2 separate regions of the Mus musculus genome follow, and region 2 is linked to region 1. The links are chromatin loops, found by intact Hi-C in ENCODE. Cell type or tissue: gastrocnemius. All regions are shown on one strand. Each heading gives the region's core, and the rest is flanking DNA. Links, peaks and the distances in the headings are about the cores only.

Region 1 (9,521 bases), core at 873-8,872:
TGGGAGATCACATTTTTCTGGATGGATGGCACTATTGAAAATGTGTATTTTAGGGGACTGGAGAGATGGTTCAGTGATTAAGAGCACTAACTGCTCTTCCAGAGGTTCCTGAGTTCAATTCCCAGCAACCACGTGGTGGCTCACAACCATCCATCATGAGATCTGACTCCTTCTTCTGGAGTGTCTGAAGACATCTACAGTGTACTTACATATAATCAATCAATCAATCAATCAATCAATAAATAAATAAATATTTTTAAAAAAGAAAATGTGTATTTTAGGTTCAGACTCCCAGTTGTGATTCACTGGCCACCCCTTCCATGCTTGTGTTATCCATTCCTCAGCACAACTCCCAAGGTTTAGAGGGCCTTCAGGGCTGAGCATGGCAGAGGACCGTTGCTGGGCAACCACATCCTTATGCTCTGGGACTGTTGGGTGGTCCTGATTTGTGTAACCCTGGACAGTCAGTCACAGTGATGACAAAGTAGTCAACTACACACCCATACTGGAACCTTCTTTGGGTTTTGCTGGTGTGAATCCTAAACTTTGCTTCTTCTCTGGGAGATCCCATGCCAGCCCCTCTGTTGCCAGTGCCCAGTGGGCATGGTGGTGACATCACTATGGTGCAATTGGTGGCACTGGCCGCCACTGGCCTTTGTTCTCTAGCTGAGGATAATGTTGTTTGTTTGTGGATGTTAAGCTTTGCTGTGTTTCTGTGGATGTGGGAAGGGACTCTGACATGCCAGCATCCACCTATTTCTACGTAACGTATTTAACATTGTGACCGTGGCCACAGTGAGGAGACAACCCTGACCATGCGTGAAAGTGGAGGTCAGGACTGGACCTACTACTCCTGTCTTCCAAATTCCACCTCCACAATGACAGCTGATATTGAGCCAGCTGAGGATGCCCCAGCCTCAAGTCCCACACTGAAGCCATTGCAGGGTTCCCAAGTGCCCTCAGGAGAATCTGGCAGCTGTTAGTTTGCAAGTTCCATAGACTGTTGCAGAGGCCCTATCCACTCACAGTGGAGGTGGGGGACAGAGTGGTGGCCTGAGCTAACCAGACTGCAAGCCACCCACCACTGTCATCAGCTGCAGTGACTCTCGGTAGCCGGGCAGCTAGAGAAAAGGCTTATTTGAACCCTGAGGGATGCTGGGAGGTTACCCATGTCTTAACCTCTTGGGGTCAGAGTACAGATGCTACTTTATAAAGTCAATAGAATTGCTGAACCCCTGCTACGCGCTCCTTCACCAGCTCTTATGATGCTGAGCTTAAATGCCACTGAATTTGGCTCTACCCCAGGGTTCCAGGAGGGAGGGAAGGAAGTGGAGAAACAGATAAGGAAGAGAGAAAGGGAGGGGCCAGTTTAGGCCTCAGAAATAGGAACCCTGGACTAAAAACTCAAGAGCCACAGGTGCAGCTGCTGGGGCCAGTGGCACGTCTCCTTTTCCATCCCAAGTGTATTTTCTTACCATTCATAGGCAGGAGTGAGAGGCAAGCTCTACTGTAAGAAGCTGCAATTTAGACCCTGCTCAGTGCTCAAGCCTACCCCCACCAGCTACCTGATGTGAGATCGGATTAAAAACTCTCACTAAGCCCCAAGAAAAACTTACCTGTCACCACCAGTTCTGTGCAGAAGCATTTTAGGGAGACCATGAAGTGCCAGGCCTTTCCTTCCTCACTCACACTTGAGGCTTGGCTTGAAACTTTCCAGTGTGGAGGCAATGGTGAGATGCGTCTGGGTGGTACCCTAGTCAGGAGAGATAGTGAGCATGCAGAAAACAACATAAAGGCTCTAATATATATAAAGAAAAGAGTTCCAAAAATGGCAGCATCCATTCATGATGACAAAACACAAACATTTAGCAAATTCAGAATGCAGATGAGCTCTTGAACCCGATGAAAGGAACCCAGTGGCTCCTGCAGCCAACATGGGAGACCACTGGGAATTTCTCAAGACAGAACAGTAAGAGGCTCTCTTACTGTTCTCAACTATTATTGGCACTTCTCTAAGGTGACACAACCCTTACCAACATAGGTAGGAAAATCAAAAGTAGAATTGGGAGGGAAAAAATAGTTATCATCCCTATGTGATATCATCTATGCAGAAGACATGAGTATGGACCAAACTTTCAGAGCTTCTTATTGGCTTATTAACTTCTAGTCCAAGGTCAATATTACAAGGATCACTGGCATTTTAGTGAAGGTTCTCTAGAATAGCAGAGACAACGGAATATATGTATATGATGTATATGTATAGAGTTTATTAAATCTGCTTTAAAATCATCATCATAATAATAACAGCTAAATCACACCCAAGCTGCTGAGAAGCCTGGAGGCCGGATGCCTCAACAGCCACACAATAGCTGCCTCTCACTGGGGCAACAACCATTAGACACTCAGTCGACAAGGCAGGTTCCTTAGTTGCAGTCTGGTGCCAGGAGCCTGAAAGGTTCCTGAAGATCAGCAGACTCCTAATCCATGACAGAAGCTTGGACCTGCTGGCTTTGTACACAGGGAAGGACCTGGCGGCAGCAGCATGAGGGCAGATTCACTCAGGAGCAAGAGTGGGGCCAAGGTAGCAACAGGGTGGGTGACCCTTCTTTTGATACACCATTTTCAACTGGGCTGCTACAGAGGGGCCATCCACAATCAGGCTGAGGTTTCCCACCTCAATCCAGGCAATTGGGACAGTTCTTCAGGTCAGGATCCCTATTCGAATGATTCTAATTTTCACCATAAGTAGCAAGCTCACATTTAAACCAGCCACAATAGCTTGCATTATCTGCACCACCTTCTTGCTACTTATGGTGAGAAACAGTATATGTCTTCCATATGGTTCTCAAATGTTAGGCACCTGGTTACTTGCATCTGAAGTCAGGTGCAACCTTTTGGATAAAATTACATATATAACTTAACTAATATGCTGTTTAGTGTTAATTGTCAATTTGATAGAATCCCAGAATCACCCAGAGACTGGGCCTCTGGGCATGCATGTGGATAGTTTACACTCATTGAGGTGGGAAGATCTGCCCAGTGTGAGCAGTACTTGGGTGGAGATCCTGCACTGAATGAAGAGCAGAGAGGGAGCCATGCATTCATTGCTCTCTCTGCCGGATGGTGGATGCAACATGACTAAGTCCTGCCACCCTGACCCTTCATGACACTCTTGAATTGTGAGCCAGAATGGACCCTTTTCTCCCTTAAGTTGCTTTTGTCAGATTTTTAACCACAGCTACATGAAAAGAAACTAGGCAAGAAAAACAGCATGTGTGTGTATGTGTGTGTGTGTGTGTGTGTGTGTGTGTGTGTGTGTGTGTGTGTTGCTAGGGATCAAACCAAGGGCCTTGTGCAATCTAGATAGGCACTCTACCACCAAATCACATCCCAATACAACTTTACCGAAAGACATTTAAAAACCTCCAGGTGGAAGGCGAGTGATACTATGATGACGTACAAGAAGACGATGTTGGTTTCTTTCCAGTGACTCTTTAACCTCTGGACAGTCCCAAAGTCCAAACAGGACTTCACTGAATGTGGCAAGTTGGCTCAGAGATGTTATGTCTGAATAAGAAGGCAGACGATATGAGCTTTCCAGACTCCAGGCCCTTGTCCAGCATTAGAGAGGTAATGCTGGTGGCTGTGCCAGTAACAGAGGCCAGCATGCTATGAGGTGGCTACAGCCAAGTGAGAATCACCAGGCTAGCAGACATAGGAAGACCACAGGTGGAAATCAAAACTAAAAATCCTTCCGAAGAATTTCTAGAGAACAGGCCATGGAGGTACAGGATTTTAATCCCAGCACTAGGGAGGCAGAGACAGGTAGAGCTCTGTGAGTTCAAGGCCAGCCTGGTCTACAAAAAAACAACCTCCTTAAAAGACCTTTTACTTTACAAAGTAAAGCTTTCTTAAGCAGTAAATATAATAAACATAATAAAACATAGAAGAAAAGGTGAACAAAATGATTAAGGTCCCTGTAGAGAGAAAGCAATCTAAAAACTGAGAGAGAAAAACTAATGACAATTTTACCACCAAGAGTTAATAGCCAAGGAAGCCTCGTTTAAGGACAATTACTCCCACAGAGACAGAGGATGAAGGAAGGACCCCGTGAGCCATGTGCACAGAGGCCTGAGCAGCCAGTAAGCACAGCTAACATGGCTCTCGCTGGTCATTAGGGAAAGCGAGTCATAACGAGTCAGTGCGGCCAGTGTGGAGAATGGCCAGGCACAGCGAGGAGGCAGTTTACCACAACTGGCCACCACTTTGGAGACTTCTGTGTTTAGCAAAGCCAAGATTCCTTTTCCCCTTTGCCAGCCACCCCTCCCTCCAACCTGCGTACCTGCTTCAAAGACACCTGAGCAGGTGTGTGTGAGATCCATACCAGAGTTTCATGGTAGCATCACTTATAAAAATACAAAAATGGAAACTGCCCAACTCCTTATCAGTAGAGAGGAGGTGGAAAATTCAGTGATATGATTTTGTTTTTATATCTGTGGGAATACAGTGGAGACAAATGAAGATCTACACACCCCAGTGTGGATAAAGGTCGAGAGCACTATGCCGGACGAGAGGCTCAACAGAGTATGACATCTCTTATGCTGTGTTCCACAACACATGAAGAATCAATATCAGGACGGTCATGAATATAGATTTGTGAAGTAAAAGTACAAAGCCACCCGTGGGAGAGTGGAAGTAGGTCACACGAGCAAGTGCTGTGTGAGGTGTGAGCAGGGATGGGACACAGGAGCCCACTAGAGGGGCAGTGAGGTTCAGGAGAGGCAGGGGCCAGGAGTCCACTCAGCCTTAGTGGGTAGGGAAACAGAAAGAAGAGTGGACTTGCGGGGAGGACAGGTCATCTGGACTTTATGGGTCTGAGACACACCTGAAAGGCCAGGGGGAGGATGTACGGAGCTGGGTTGTCAGTGGTGAGGCAGCTGGTGACTGGGTGTGGGAATCACTGAGGAACCAAGTTCTGAGGAGAACAGGTGACAGTGACCCCTAGAGGGAAGGGAGGATGAGGGAAGCCTGGCAGAGGTTAGTCTAGGACTGATGGGTGACCAGAGAGATGACACAAGATCCCCTGGGGATCACATTTGCCCAGGTGCTGTGACCTGAGTGACTGTAATTTGAAGTGCCAGTCCTGAGATTGCAGCCTCAGGGCCCACTTCTGTTAGCCTGTTGAGACCATTTTGGGGGCTTGGCCACTCTGGGGGGCTGGGGCATCCTGAGGGCTGGGGTATTCTGGGGACTGGGCCACCCTGGGGGCTGGGCCATTCTGGGGGCTTGGACACCCTGGGGACTTGGCCACCCTGGGGACTGGGGCATCCTGGGGGCTGGGCTACTTTGGGGTTGAGCCATCCTGGGGGCTGAGCAGCTGGAAAGACTTCTGCAGGAGGTCCAGAAAGGATTGCTGGGGTTTTTTGTTTATTTATTTGTTTGTTTTTCTTATTTACTCCTTTATTTTCCAAAATCTTTACCCTGAGTAGATTTATTTATTTTTTTAAATTATGTGTGTGTCCGTGTACATGAGAGTAATTGTAAGCTGCCCAGCATGGGTACTGGAAACGGAAAACAGGTTCTCTGCAATCAGAGATTGCTGAGCCATCTCCTTAGCCCCTAAAGAATTTTTTTTAAAGTTAGGGTCTCACTGTTTCACCCTGGCTGTCCCAGACCTTACTTTGTAGTCCAGGTTGACTTCAGACTCATAGCCATCCAACTGCTTTTGCCTCCTCTTTGAGCAATGAGTATATTTTATTTTTATAGATAGGAAATATATATTCTTTAAACCAGCTAGCTTCTACTGATGGGTTATGCCTTAGTGTGGCAGACTCTGTGCCTTCTACTCCCGCTTAGCCTGGGGACTCCAGAAGGATGCTGTCGGTTTTTGAGGCCCAGGTAAGGACAGCCTTTGAGGAACATATTTGCCGAAGTAACAAATGAATACATCTACTTAACACATTTGCATCATATGTTTGTTATAAAGTAAGAACAGACTTTTCTGACTAATAATACATATTCATTGTCTTAAAATGCATGTAATTCAGAAATACAGAATGCAGAATGTCAACTTATCCATCACTTAGAGGTAAAGCCTCTGAGTGCATGTGTGTTCAGACTTTTTAAAAATGTGGGTTCCAGGGATCAGACTCAGGTTTAGGGCTTATTCTGAGCTGTGTCCACAGCCCCTACTTTTTGTTTGTCTGTGAATGTTATGTGACTGATGTGAGGAGCTCGTGCAAAGGCACTCATGTACTCACGCAAGTGCACACACACACACACACACACACACACACACACACACACACACACACACTGTGCTTACTTTTTTCTTTCTCACCATCCTGGGACTTGAGCCTGAGGCCCACCGTGTGGTGGATATGTGGATACATGTAGAGGTCTTTTAAAAACTTAGGAGCAATAAAAGCTGTTTCTGCCTCACCTGCTGGCAGCACAGACATACGCACTTGTCGATGGTACCCTTTACACACTAATTTACACACTAGTGGTCACCTTTTGCTGTTGAGGTGGATTCTTTCTCCACTGTTGAACCTTGAGGTTGCTTCCAATTTCCTGCTCTTGTATTATTGGAAACACTGCTATAATCCTCTTCAAATGAGTCATATTTAGTTCTTAGAACACTGCACGGCTCAGGTTGTAACTGAGTGGATTGTAAAATCAAACAAATCCTGTGGATATTCTAATAGACGCCAGCCCCTGACAGGGAGGAAAGAGGCCACCCTCTAGGTGGGCGCTGGGACTCGGGGTGGTCCCACTCTGTTGATGTCCTAGCCATGATCCATCTTGTGCTACAGCACAGGGTGTGGTTGAGACCCGGACCTCAGTCTCCCCATCCCAATGGCACACTGGTTGGTTGTGAGGTTGAGGGCAGGTGGCTCGACCTAAGTTCCCTCAGCTGTGGAAGGGCAACAACAGCAATGGTCAGCTGTGGGGCCGCTGTGACTGGCGGGTGACATGGGACAACAAGGAGTGTGTGACAGCATCTGCTCAGAGCATTACTGTTGTGGCCACAAACTGGCCATTTGCTCCAACAGATGATAACCCCCAGACCCAGGCAGACAGCAGATATCAGGCCTCCTGCCTTTGTATGCTACAGTCTCATTATCAGTCTTCTCTGTGGAGTGTAACGCCTGCTGTTTTAGGGACATGACTTGCGGGCCTGACTACAAGAGGCTAGTGGGGGGAAACAATGGTACAGGCTAGGGCCCTGAGGGTGGGCCAGGACTGGTGGGAGCAAAGTGGGGATGCAGGGTCCTTGTTAGCTCTGCAGAGCCAGGCCTGGGTGCCCAGATTTAAACTGGATCTAGACTCAGCTACAGACACAGTTCTTTTCCTGGTGGTTAAATCCTGGCAGGGCAGCTAGGGTTACTTCAATTGTTTCTTCCCCAGTTCAACCCAACCAGATGGAGCTAGAGTGCCCTCCTGCTGTTGGGGGAACTCAGGAGGCCCCCCAGTTTCTAAGTATCTGTTTTTCAGGGCCAGCTGGCTTCCCAAGAGTCACTCAATGCTGAGCTCAAGGGCAGTCTTGCACTTTGGTTATTCAGTGCTCTACCTATGTGTCCTTCAGAGTGAAAATATCCTTCTTAGTGGGAACTTAGTATTATGCTAGTGACCTTACAGTGACATAAAATCCCTACGGGGATTCAGTATCCCAGAGGAAAAGAGGAGTGGAATGTATACAGTAGCAGCTTGTGACAGGGAACCGCTCCCCAGCTCTGCCCTCCACTCCTCACCCTCCTGTTTATGCGAGGACCTGTCTAGATCCTCGAGCCAGCATTCATCCCTTGGCTGTGCAGCTCAGAGCAGTCAGGATCCGCCGGGGCTGTACAGTGCCAGAGCCTCCCCAGTTGTAGTCATCCTGAACCCCGGGGCCTCCACATCCACTGAGTGAGCCCAGGGTACCAAGAGAAGCCTCTGCGTTCAGGGAGAGCCCCAGCCATGCTGGCTGCAGGGCTCCAGCTTAGAAACGGCTGAAGAAGTGGTTCCTCCCCCTGGATGTAGTCACAGTGTGGTAAATTCCATCTGAAAAATAAAAGCAGAGCTCTTTGCTGAGTCATAGGAGCTTCAGAGCTGATTCGCAGAAGCCGGGCAAACAGAGCAAGCCACAGCATCTAAATGAGAGCCGGGCACAGAGCAGAACCCAAGGCTTGAGAGTGTAAGTATGTGTTCCGAGTAAAGCAAAGGTTTTGTTATTTTTCCATCCAGGCTAGAGCTTGCCTCTCTAGGTTTATTCTGTTTGGATTCTCTGCTGTATTTAGAATGCATATATATATATGCTAAAAGTTAGCAGTGTGGCATTCCGAGTGTGCAGTGGACATGTAGAGGAGCATGCTCCAGGTCATAGGCACACTCATGTGTGCACTTGTGGGGTGGCTGGACCTGTTTCTCACATAGTGCTCCTTTAAAACATGGCTGTCTATTTGATTGACTGTGCAGGCAGAGCCTTGTTCCTGGCAGCTAGCATGGGTGGAGGATCTGGATGGCAACTTTGTTTGGTTCCATGATGACAAAAATCCCATGAACAGAGCCTCTGGAAACTCTGGGCACAGCCTGGGAGCCTCCACTGCCTTCCCTTTCCCCCATGAATGGGGTGATGCACTGGGCTTACCTCTTGTTCTCTTGAGTGATTTTGGCTTCAGTCCTCATCTTCTGCCTGCCCTCTGATTGGAGGGTTTCTAGGGGAAGCAGCAGCTTGTATCAAGAGATGTTCTTCTGTTATCCTAAAAAGGAGCCATCATCATTACAAGGTGCCTCAGTCTCTCCAGTTGCTCAGAGAAAACCCAGCGTTGACTGGGGCTGGCAGGGCCACAGCGGAAAGATTGCAGGTAACTGGCAATAACTAAGTTATCCTACTGATAACACGAGGCATCTGAGCAGCCGTGAACCTGCACACACCGGCTACTTTTACAGGCCATCACCTGTCATTTTGATGTTGGTTTGCTAATGGAGAAGATGTTGCAAACAGGTGGGTTGGAGACTCAAAACTTCCTGGATTGCAGCCTTTGAGTAGATGAGCACCAGCATGCTGCCCTCATCCCCTAGCTAACAGAGAGAGGCTGAGCATCAGGTGCCATGAGGAGCACAAACTGAATCCTCCATCTACACCCCAGCATCCAGCGCTGCTTGCCCTGCCTTGGAAGGATACTTTATCAAACGCTTGGCTAGATCAAAGGTGGCACCCTGCTTGCTCTGCACTGGGGTTCCTCTGGAAGACCCCAGGAGCTGCACCAGGACAGCTATACTGTGCGACAGCTTGAGAACTGTGTTCAAGGCTGTCTGTGTTGTCATTCTGCTGGTGTCTTAACATGGGTGACATGCGAGTCACGTCAGCAACACAGAGCTGGAGAGGCTAGCCTCGGAGGAGCTCAATTCTGTCTGGTGGTTCAGGCCAGCTTTGTAAGAAGGGGTTCACTCAAGGAGAAGGCTGAAGCACATGGCCCTAACCTCTGTTGATATGGGGTAACTTCTGCCTCAGCTGGGCAAATGGGATGTTTAACCCA
Region 2 (9,521 bases), core at 659-8,658, 720 kb before region 1:
TGGCCCAGGATTGAAAGTTACCATTAAATTCTTGTGTTTGTCTTTTGGATGATGACATTCGTTTGTTTTGAATGGACTCCCCTTGCCCTAGGGTCATGTCCGGAATAAAAACCTACAAGAGGATGAATCATAGTCATACATTTCCTGGAAGAGAATCTCATGATCTTTGTAGGACCCATCTCTTCCTAAGTGGTCTGAAATTACTTTACACTCTAATTCTATCTGGGAAATCTTGGTCTCCGGGAGTCAATCAATAGTGGCAGATTTGGAGAAAGCAACAAGATACCGGTAGGCCACTTCTTACTCATTCTAGCATCTTAGGTCTTCAGATAGAGTTGTCCATGACATCAAAAGGTACCTATATTAGTCATTTTCCTTACAGCTGTGACAAAACACCCAACAAAATCAGGGGACGGAAGACTTGATCTTGACTCATAGCTTTGGGGCACGGTCCATCATGGCAGGGGACGCTTGATGGCAGAGGATGAGGCGCTCCTCACATCGTGTCTATAGTCGGGAGGTGAGCAGAGGTGAATGCTGGAGCTCCCTTGGCTTCCTCCATTCTAATCAGATCTGGGATCTCAGCCAGTGGGATGCTGCTGTCCATGTTCAGGGTGGATCTTACCCCTACAGTTAAACATTTCCGGACATGCCCTTGTGGATACATGCAAAGGTGCGTCTCCTAGGTAATTCTAAATCCTGCAAAGTTGATCATCAAGATTCACCACCAAAACACTCTACTTGATCTGACACTTTTATGGCAGGAGACAGTCAGCTTTGTACATCCAAAGCCACTAACTGCACCCCAAAATGTTAGAGGCAACATGACCTGTCATTTAGTCAACCTAGTGGAAGAAATCTATACCAGTGTGATGGAAATATCAAAACTATATCAAAGCCACAGTGCTAATGGTAACTAAAGGACAAAGTTCATCTATTCAGTGGGGACTGCTATTCCTGCCTGACAAAACCTGGCTTCTCAGGATGGGGTAAGCTGCCATTTATGCCAATGACAACTTCCCTATAATGTTTCATGGTTACTTCCATTTTGATTTCTAAACTAGATGACATCTTTTTGCTGAGTTCCCTCAAGTGATTCCATTTGAATTTGAAGTCAAGTCTCAACTCCCTAAAATAGATAGCACTCTCAAAGCAGGTCCAAACGGTAAAAAGACCCACTCCTCAGAAGGTAGGAAGTGGCAGGGCTGCCAAGCACCATACGTGAAGAGGACACACAGCAGTAAGTCAATTTTCTGGTCCTGGGGAAGATGGATGAGTTTGCATCAGGAACACATTCTACTAAATAGTAAATAACAAGCTTTCGGAAATGGCACTCACCAGGTAGTTTAAAATACTTTTGTGTTTTGAAAGCTTGTCATTGTGACATATTTCTCCTCCAAGGGAATTTTAGGAGAAGTATCATTTGCGCCTACATTATCGGCACAATCAATTTAATTCCATCTGTGTTTGAATGCCCCAAGTGGGTATCAGCTGTGCCAGAGCTCATCAAAAATGCAGGGGTGGAGAAGAATCTAGAATCACCACCATCATCATTTAGCCCCTGTTTCTATATATCATGACACATTGGGCCAGCAGTTACCCCTTGCAAGAGGGTTTTCAGTGCTCTTGAAAGTAGAAAAAAATGTTATTTATACTAAAGGGGCAGGTCAAGATTATATTCTGTAATATCAAATGCATATAGTGCCAAGATCTCTGAGGTGCCACTTGTAAAATGCAGTGGGGCATGAAGTGTCATGGGCACTGCAGAAAACTGTGTAGTAAGAAACTGCACCACGGTGGGGCTGCAGACACAACAGGGCTGCCTTCTACAAGGCACAGGCAGACAAACGAACCAGATCCTCTTTCAACACACACGGCAGGCCCACCCTCTGCACATACAGGGGAAGACTCAACTTCTGTGAACACAGGGTGGGTGGCCTACCCTCTGCACATCAAGGAACGCTTGCCTTTGCTTGTACAGAGCAAACCCACCTTCTGCAAACACAGGAGAGACCCAGCCTCTTTCTATACACCAGCTCAGAAATGAATGGTTTCCAGAGCTTCCTAGAATATGCTAGGTTCTCAGTCTGGCTGCTTCATGGCTACAGAACATTTTCCTGCCTGAGTTTGTTAGGCAGACACAGTCTCACCAAGGCAGCCCTGGTGAGGACCTGGTGGGCCTGAAGGCTCACCAGCATGTGACAGGCACCAGCCCCTCCCCTAGCTGCAGTGGATAGACATGTGCACAACTGCAGACATTGGAGCAGCTCCACAGGAAACATCTGTGCTTGCTTCAAAGTCAGTCTTTCATTCTGGAAGTCATTCAGATGATTAAAACCAGAATTAATGTGTTGATGTTATTTAAATGCCAACTGCTCAGAATCCGAGGCCAGTCCATGTCCCCTGCACCACGGGGAGCTTGTCTTGTGTTTCAAATGTAGGGTATGGGTACACAGACCAGCTGGAACAGCTTGGCTGACAACCATGGTGTGAGCATAGTAGCCCAAAAGCTGCCCTTCCTCCCAATTCCTAGAAGTCTTGAACCATCAAAGGCCCTGCATAAAAATCTCCTGTGGCCAAGTGGGTATTCTTGGACCCTCCTACAAAGTACAAGTGGCCTTTTAAGGGCAAGAGTTGAGGCAGTCAGAAAACAGAGGACTCCAAGATTTGGATGACAGGTTTGGTCCCAGGGTCACACAGAGACCTATCTCTGCTTCATGGAAGCTCACCCTTCACACATCCAGCGCCACCCCAGACTGGGATACAGCATGTAGAAGCCCAGGGATGAGAAAAACAGTGTTCGGACTTTTACCTGCATAATGGTTTTGTTTGCTTAAAATTTAGTGCATACTTCTGTAAAGCCCTGTGGGTTTCCTCTTGGTTCTGAACTCCCCTTGTTCTCCCTCCGATCTAACTGGTGCGTTCATTAGAAAGAGGAATCCACTCTAAGTTTCAGCTCTCTGGGAATGCTGGCCCAGCATCTATTTCCCACACCATTCCTTTGTTTACTGAAATATCTCAGGATGAAGGAGCAAAGAAGTGAAAATGGAAGCAAGATCTTATCCTTTGTTATGCCAAATGTCTGCGTCTTCTAAGGACAATTTTTGAGGAGGAAATGTTGCCAACATGCCTGACCAACACCTTTAACTTTTTGGTCCATAGCCTTCGAAGTACTGCTTGGCACTCCAGACTCAACCCCACTGTTCTCAGTCCACAAAGGTGCCTATCGCTCCATCCTTCCTCCCATCTGTCCTGTTCTGAGGACTCAAGATGCCTATATTGTTTAGAGTAGCCCCCTATATAAGATGTTAGGTATACAGAAGACAAACCAGTGGCCTTGTGAGAGACCATTAGAAGAGAAAGGACAAGTTTTCATCCCACCCTTGCAGCCAGGCAATGACAAGCAAACTTGATAGATTCCTCCGTGTCACTAAGTGTCATATGCGATTCTGCAGACAGGTCCAGAGTTTTACTTGCAGAGGAACGAACTTCTTAGACACGGGTTGAATTGGTTGCAAGCAAGACCCAGAGATGCAATGTCCAGCCAGAACTGCCTGCCTTGATTTAGTATCTTACAAAGCACAGGTCTGCCCTGAGCAGTGGGCCACATGGCCACTTCCACATGGCTCTGGAAGCTGAGCATGTGACCCTGAACTTCAGCAGAACAGGTGCCAAGAGATAATGAAGCTATATGCTTCCCAGTTAAACTATTTTTTTTTTTGCTCAGATTCAATGCAGTCAAAGTACTTTCTCTTCACAGCACCAAAGCATCAAGGGAAGACACAGTGGGAGAGAACAGTGCCACCTACCTGTTCCTCTTGGTTTTCACACTTTGGTCCTCACTGCCATCATCTGAGCTGGAACCATCACTGCTTTCAGCTGAAAGAAACATCACATTAACACAGCTGAAGGGTCAGCCTCGGTGCTCTGGAAGGCAGCAGGCAGCTGAGGCGCTCAAGCCAGCCCATCTGAAAACTGACTGGATTTCTCTTAGACACCTACATTCGTTGCATGAATTTGCTTTATTTGATGCATATTCCTCTCTAATGAGATGCACATTAGAAAAGATACCTGACTGTTGACGTCACAGAGGCCAGCCCCAGCCCCTGTGCCTCCAGACATCACCATCCCTTCAGATGGGCCTAATGAGTAAATAAGAGAAAAACCAACCACTGTTCCACCCTCAGGATCAGCCCTCCCCAAGCTGTACGAGCACCACCTGCCTCTCTGCCAGCTGGCTGCTGAAGTGCTAGCCTCTCCATATCGGTCTCCTGGTACCCAGAGCCTCCCTCCATCCATTGCAATTGTCACAGGCCCGTGCAGCATACCATATGATCTTCACTACAGACTGGGCCTCTGTTTCCAAAGCCTAAGTGTTTGGGCGCTGCATTACTGTTTACAAGCTGCATGGTACAGCCCTGGAAATACTGCATGACATGGCAGAATGGCAAACATGTATCGGTGCCCTAGGATTTCCTGTATCAAGAGCGCAAGAATGAGGGAGGGATGGTTCCAGAGCCTTGCCATTTCTGACCCATGGCACAGATTGGAACTTCAGTATAACAAGAAGTGGCCTAGATTGTTTCCTGCTTCTGTGTCTATACTCTCAAATCCACCATCTTTGTAAGCCAGTCATAATGTTGACAGCAGGGGTGGGCGGAAGTGGTGGAGTTGGCTTGGTAGATTTTGCCTCCAGGTTCCTACTCCTCTACCTGGATCTTATCCTCCCCTTTGCTGTATATTGCCGTGTCCTTCCTAGAAGGCCTAGTGTCCCTGCTCTTAACAAGTGTGAAAACCACAGGATAGTAATTTCAGTGTATGTTGTGCTCTCTCTCCCCACCGCCCCCTCTCTGCGTGTGTGTGTGTGTGTGTGTGTGTGGTAGAATTTTATGTAGTCAAGTCTGTCTTTGAACTCCTGATCTTCCTTCTTCCATTTCCCTATATTTTATTTTAAAATACTACACTTACCATTGGGTGCTGACCTGGAAACCTCATCTGTACTAGGATTAGGGTCCATAGTGCTGAGTTTGCTATGCATACGAGGGGGAAAGGTGATCAGTTTGTGAACCCTTGCATATGCAGTAATAAATAACGTGGCAACATAAGCCCATTGGTGCAATAATGTCACGTCATGGAAGCAATCAGCCACTTTCAGAAAGGATTTAAGACTCACTCCACAAGACAGGATTTGTTCTTGGCACCATTAATGGGGCCCAGAACCCTGGGTTACTTAGGTCCTAGGACTTAGGGGAAAACTAATTGGTATTATTCTCCCATTATTGTTATTCCCATAGAATAATGCATCTCTCCACCTTCACAGAGAAGCTTCCTTTTACAGTAAATGGCAATTAACACAGAGACCCACACTGGTCAAAATGCAAAGAATAACATTGCAGATCATTGAGCCTTAAATGGGACAGAATATTAAATACCCAAAGCCCTGCAATCATCATAGAAAGGTGCAGTGTGTGGAAAGGTTGTAAAGCCCAGAGGTGGTGGATCTCTACATGAAACTGTAGAAAATTCTAAAGAAAATGTGCCAATTGCTCATAAGGACTAACAGAGGGTGTGACGATATCCACAAGACCTGTACCAGATCAAGCCAGACAGAAAGCTATCATAGAGTGGGGAGGTCAGAAAGCCCTGCCCCCAGCTGAAGAACTATTGGCAACATTGTAAATAAACTGAATGCCACTAAATGTACATTTTAAAGTGGCTACCTGGTAAGCTGCATGCTACATATATTTTTTTCAGGATTAAAAAAAATCATCATCAAATTGTTTTATGGAAAAGATCAGAGCTCAAGAAAAATAGTGGAAAACATTATAGTCAAACACATTAATCCCTCAATTTACAGGAGTCCCTATAATTCAACGAGAAAGACACACGTGAATGTATTCCCAGAAACACAAAACAAATGGCCGACAGACCCCTGAGAATCACTCAAAATTAAAGAAATGCCAACTGAAATAAAGAATGGCTTACATTAAGTTCTGGTGATGTACAAGGCTGGCACAGAATACATCAGTGCGAGTATGCATTGATTGATCCCTTCAGAGGAAGATTTCACAATATTAGAAATTCAAGATGTATGTATATGATGATATACATTCCAATAATATGAAATTACACAATAGATGTTCTCGTGAAAATGTGGATATATAAACAAACACACATTAAGTTATAGAATTCATGAAATGACACTCATCAGCCAGCATAAAATCCCCTGTATCTCTGAAACAATGCTCTTTTGTGGGAGTGCAGGGGTCACTCTGGCAATTTCAGCATGCATCAGGAATAATCTGTGGTTGAAACTTACTAGGGAATCATAGAGTTCAATAGTGAGATCCTGGGTGTGATTTGCACCTGAGTTACAGGCAGTCACAACCTATAGAGGCAGAGGTGGTCACTCCTCCCTGTCATGCCAAGCAAGGTATGTCTATGAGAATAACAGTGGCACAGATGTTATAGGAACAACTAACTACTTTCTGGTTGAATTTAAGGTCTCCACAGGAGGGAACCCATGTTTGGTACTATCATCCAGGAAGAAATGCCTGAGACTTCAGCAAATACAAACCTCAGAGGGGAGGCTTCTGCTATTGTTATGCTAAATAGACGTGATCTGTCCGTTAAATTCTTCCAAACATTTTGCTTATGCATGCAGATTCTGCTGTTTCCAGCTTAGAGTCAAATGGGGCCTTATTTTGACAGTGGGCAGCAGTTATTGCAGAGGTTTCATTTTCTCTCTCTCTCTCTCTCTCTCTCTCTCTGTGTGTGTGTGTGCGCGCGCGCACACGTGTGTGTGTGTGTGTGTGTGTGTGTGTGTGTGTGTGTGTCTGTGTCTGTGTCTGTGTCTGTGTCTCTGCCTCTGTCTCTCTTTCTGTGTGTGTGTGTGTGTGTGTGTGTGTGTGTGTGTGTGTGTAATCCCTCTCCAAGGCTTCAGGGATATCAAGGAACATGATAAAAGACGGTGTAGAAAAAATTAAAGAGTTAGAAGGGAGTAGTTTCCTACACACTGGCCACTCCCACCACTATCATGAAGCAGAGTAGCTGTGAGCATGCTCATGAGCCAGCCTCAGTCTATTCAAATTCTCCTGTGGAGGGAAAGCCTTATAAGGCTCATGGGACCCTCAGCAGACCTTTATAAGATCTTCATGGGGTCATTCCTTTATGAGATCAAATAAGAGATAAACAATTAACTGGAGTAGGACTTTCATCAGTGTACCTGCCCTTAAGTGGCCCAGAGGACTGGCTGCTGGTCTGGTTGCCTTTTGAGTTAACCATGTAAGTTAACCAACCACAGTAAATGCATTGCCTCACAAGCTGGCTTGGACAGTCTTCTTTTGTCTGACGGCACCTTATCTGATACAAGTACATTTTCTTTATGGCTCTCCAGGAAAAGTCAGGGTTCTTTAGTAACAGAGGCCATCATGGAATTAGATGACTACCAGCAGAGTGGAAAACTAGCTTTCAGCATAGACAAAGCCACGGAGGACACAGTCATACTAAGTCCACTGCACAGCAGCTCCATCTGCACGTCCTCTGCAGGTCCAGTCAGACACCCACAGGTACTGGCACTGTCTTCTCCGTACTCCTAGGGCACATTTGAATTATGGGCTCAACGCAATGGCAAAGAAGCTCATGCTAAGAAAGAGCATGGGCTGAGTGGGGACTGAGACTGAAGCCTGCTCACCCAGGAGACGGATTCTACGGAATGCTTTGTTTGGTTGACCTACGTTCCCTGCTGGAACTTGTGGAGGAAACTCAGCATTCTTGAAAGATCTTTGAAGACACAGCTCCAAGATCATTGCCAAAGGTTTCAGTAAGTGTGTGCTATCCCTATATCCTATATCACCACACTGAACCTTCTAGGCTTCCTCTTCTTAGCCCAGAAATGGGTGGCTGGTCTTGCAAATTGGTCCGCTCCTCTTACTTCAGGGCCTACAACATACCATATGCTTGTACCCCATTGGTGAGGTCAATGCCATCAGCTTTATCTTAGGGTAGACCAAAGCCCCTGACCTGGATCTTCATTATGCTCGGATTCTACAGCCTTAGAAGACACACAGCTTCCTGATTGGCCTGTTCTCAGTATTTGAGGCAGTACCAAGTGTCAAACCTGGGCTTGATTAGCTCCAACTTTTAAAAACTTAATGGTTTAGAGAAGAACTAAGTTCCCGTCTTCCCTCCTTCTCTCTTATGCTAAGTGAGAAATGGGTAGAAGTTTGGCTTTGGGAAAGCATGCTAATGAGGGTTGTACAGTTCCATATAATGGGCAGGGGCTGAAGGGAACAACAGAAGGTCACACAGCTTCCTTCTTGTATTGAGGAAGAGGGCTAACACTGGCTTACCCCTCAGCTGCACATTAGCCTTTCCTGATGGATGGAGGCCAAATGCAGCTGTGACGAAAGTGCTATGACAGCATCCTAAGGCCACCCACTCTGGGGTCAGGTCCTCCTGACTTGACTTGTTCCTTTCATAGCTAGTGACTCCTATCAAGCTCTACCTACATTCTTCTGTCCTCTGTCACCTGCTAAAGTCCATGTGGGACTCCCCCAAGAGACCATGGCTTTCTCCCCATGCTTAGGTGGTGTCATGTAGATTGACCAATATAGCCATTGGAACTGACCTTAGAAAACAAGGTCCTGTTGCCTTTGTTGTAAAACTATCGGGCAGAGGCCTGGATGATTGGAAGGTACACCAGGCTCAGCTCATGTGTAAGCATCAGGCCCTCAGACACAGCTAAGCATAACGTCTCCCACATCTACCCGATTCTTCTTGGGCTAATGAAACACATCCTTGTTATTTGGGGAGGGTTCCAGCATGTGCCTTTCAGTGGCCACCTGGTCCCTTTGTGATGTGGAGTCCCAGTACACACTGTCTTGGCCACACAATGCCTAGGAAGTAGCCCCTTCACCAGCTGCAGCTGTGTTTACCCTCAGGATGATTTTTATCCTACTTAGTGAAATGCATGTCACTGTGAATCCACATTTGTCCTGAATATAAATGACTAAAATATTTGCACAGCAATTGAAGCTGAGTGAGCTCTTGCTTGTCTTTATTACCAGGTAGGGAACAAGATATTGTTAGCCAAGGCTACCTGTACCCGAATTCTCTCTCCTGTGCGGCCCGATCAGGTAGCTTTTCTTCAGCCTCAGGTCAGACCCACCAGCTTTTAAGTCCTAATCCCATATCCGTTAGACCTGTGAACTGAGTAAGATCCCCTGCTCTGTGGTCCCTTCCTCTGAAAAGTAGGTACAGAGATCATGGAAGCAGAGATGTAGCCAACCTCTCAGCGATGTCGCCAACCTCATCTGAAGACTGGGAAACACTTAGGATCGCTCAGAGAGGAGACTCCCAGTTTCCTTGCAGTTCACCTAGTGATGGGGGATTGTTCTGTAGCAACCATGTGGCCCTGGATAATGAAAAGTGCCGAAAGAAGAAGGGAGGGGGGATGTTGAAAGACTGGAGATGCCTCCCATGTGCTTTGAAGATGGAGGAAGACACAATGTACAAGGAAG

The links. Hi-C counts contacts between places; a loop is a spot of excess contacts. Peaks named below come from ENCODE experiments on the same cell type or tissue, not always from the same donor. Only the 100,000 strongest peaks of a DNase experiment are listed, where the experiment ranks them.
Region 2: a loop joins it to region 1, with 10 times the contacts of the local background. A loop is called at or near these places in 2 of 42 quality-filtered maps.

The regions. Positions count from the first base shown.
Region 1 is chr7:138,960,404-138,969,924 of GRCm38, forward strand. All of the region lies in intron 1 of Jakmip3 (janus kinase and microtubule interacting protein 3), which reads left to right. Among named protein-coding and RNA genes, the nearest start is that of Jakmip3, 24 kb to the left of the region's middle. In gastrocnemius, for the core only: no CTCF peak of the experiment used is centred there; a DNase peak (open chromatin) is centred at 5,269.
Region 2 is chr7:138,244,563-138,254,083 of GRCm38, forward strand. Tcerg1l (transcription elongation regulator 1-like) reads right to left here. Exons shown (of 12, transcript NM_183289.3): 8 at 3,810-3,879. Among named protein-coding and RNA genes, the nearest start is that of Gm51503, 25 kb to the left of the region's middle. In gastrocnemius, for the core only: a CTCF peak has its summit at 3,813; DNase peaks (open chromatin) are centred at 2,364, 3,844 and 4,243.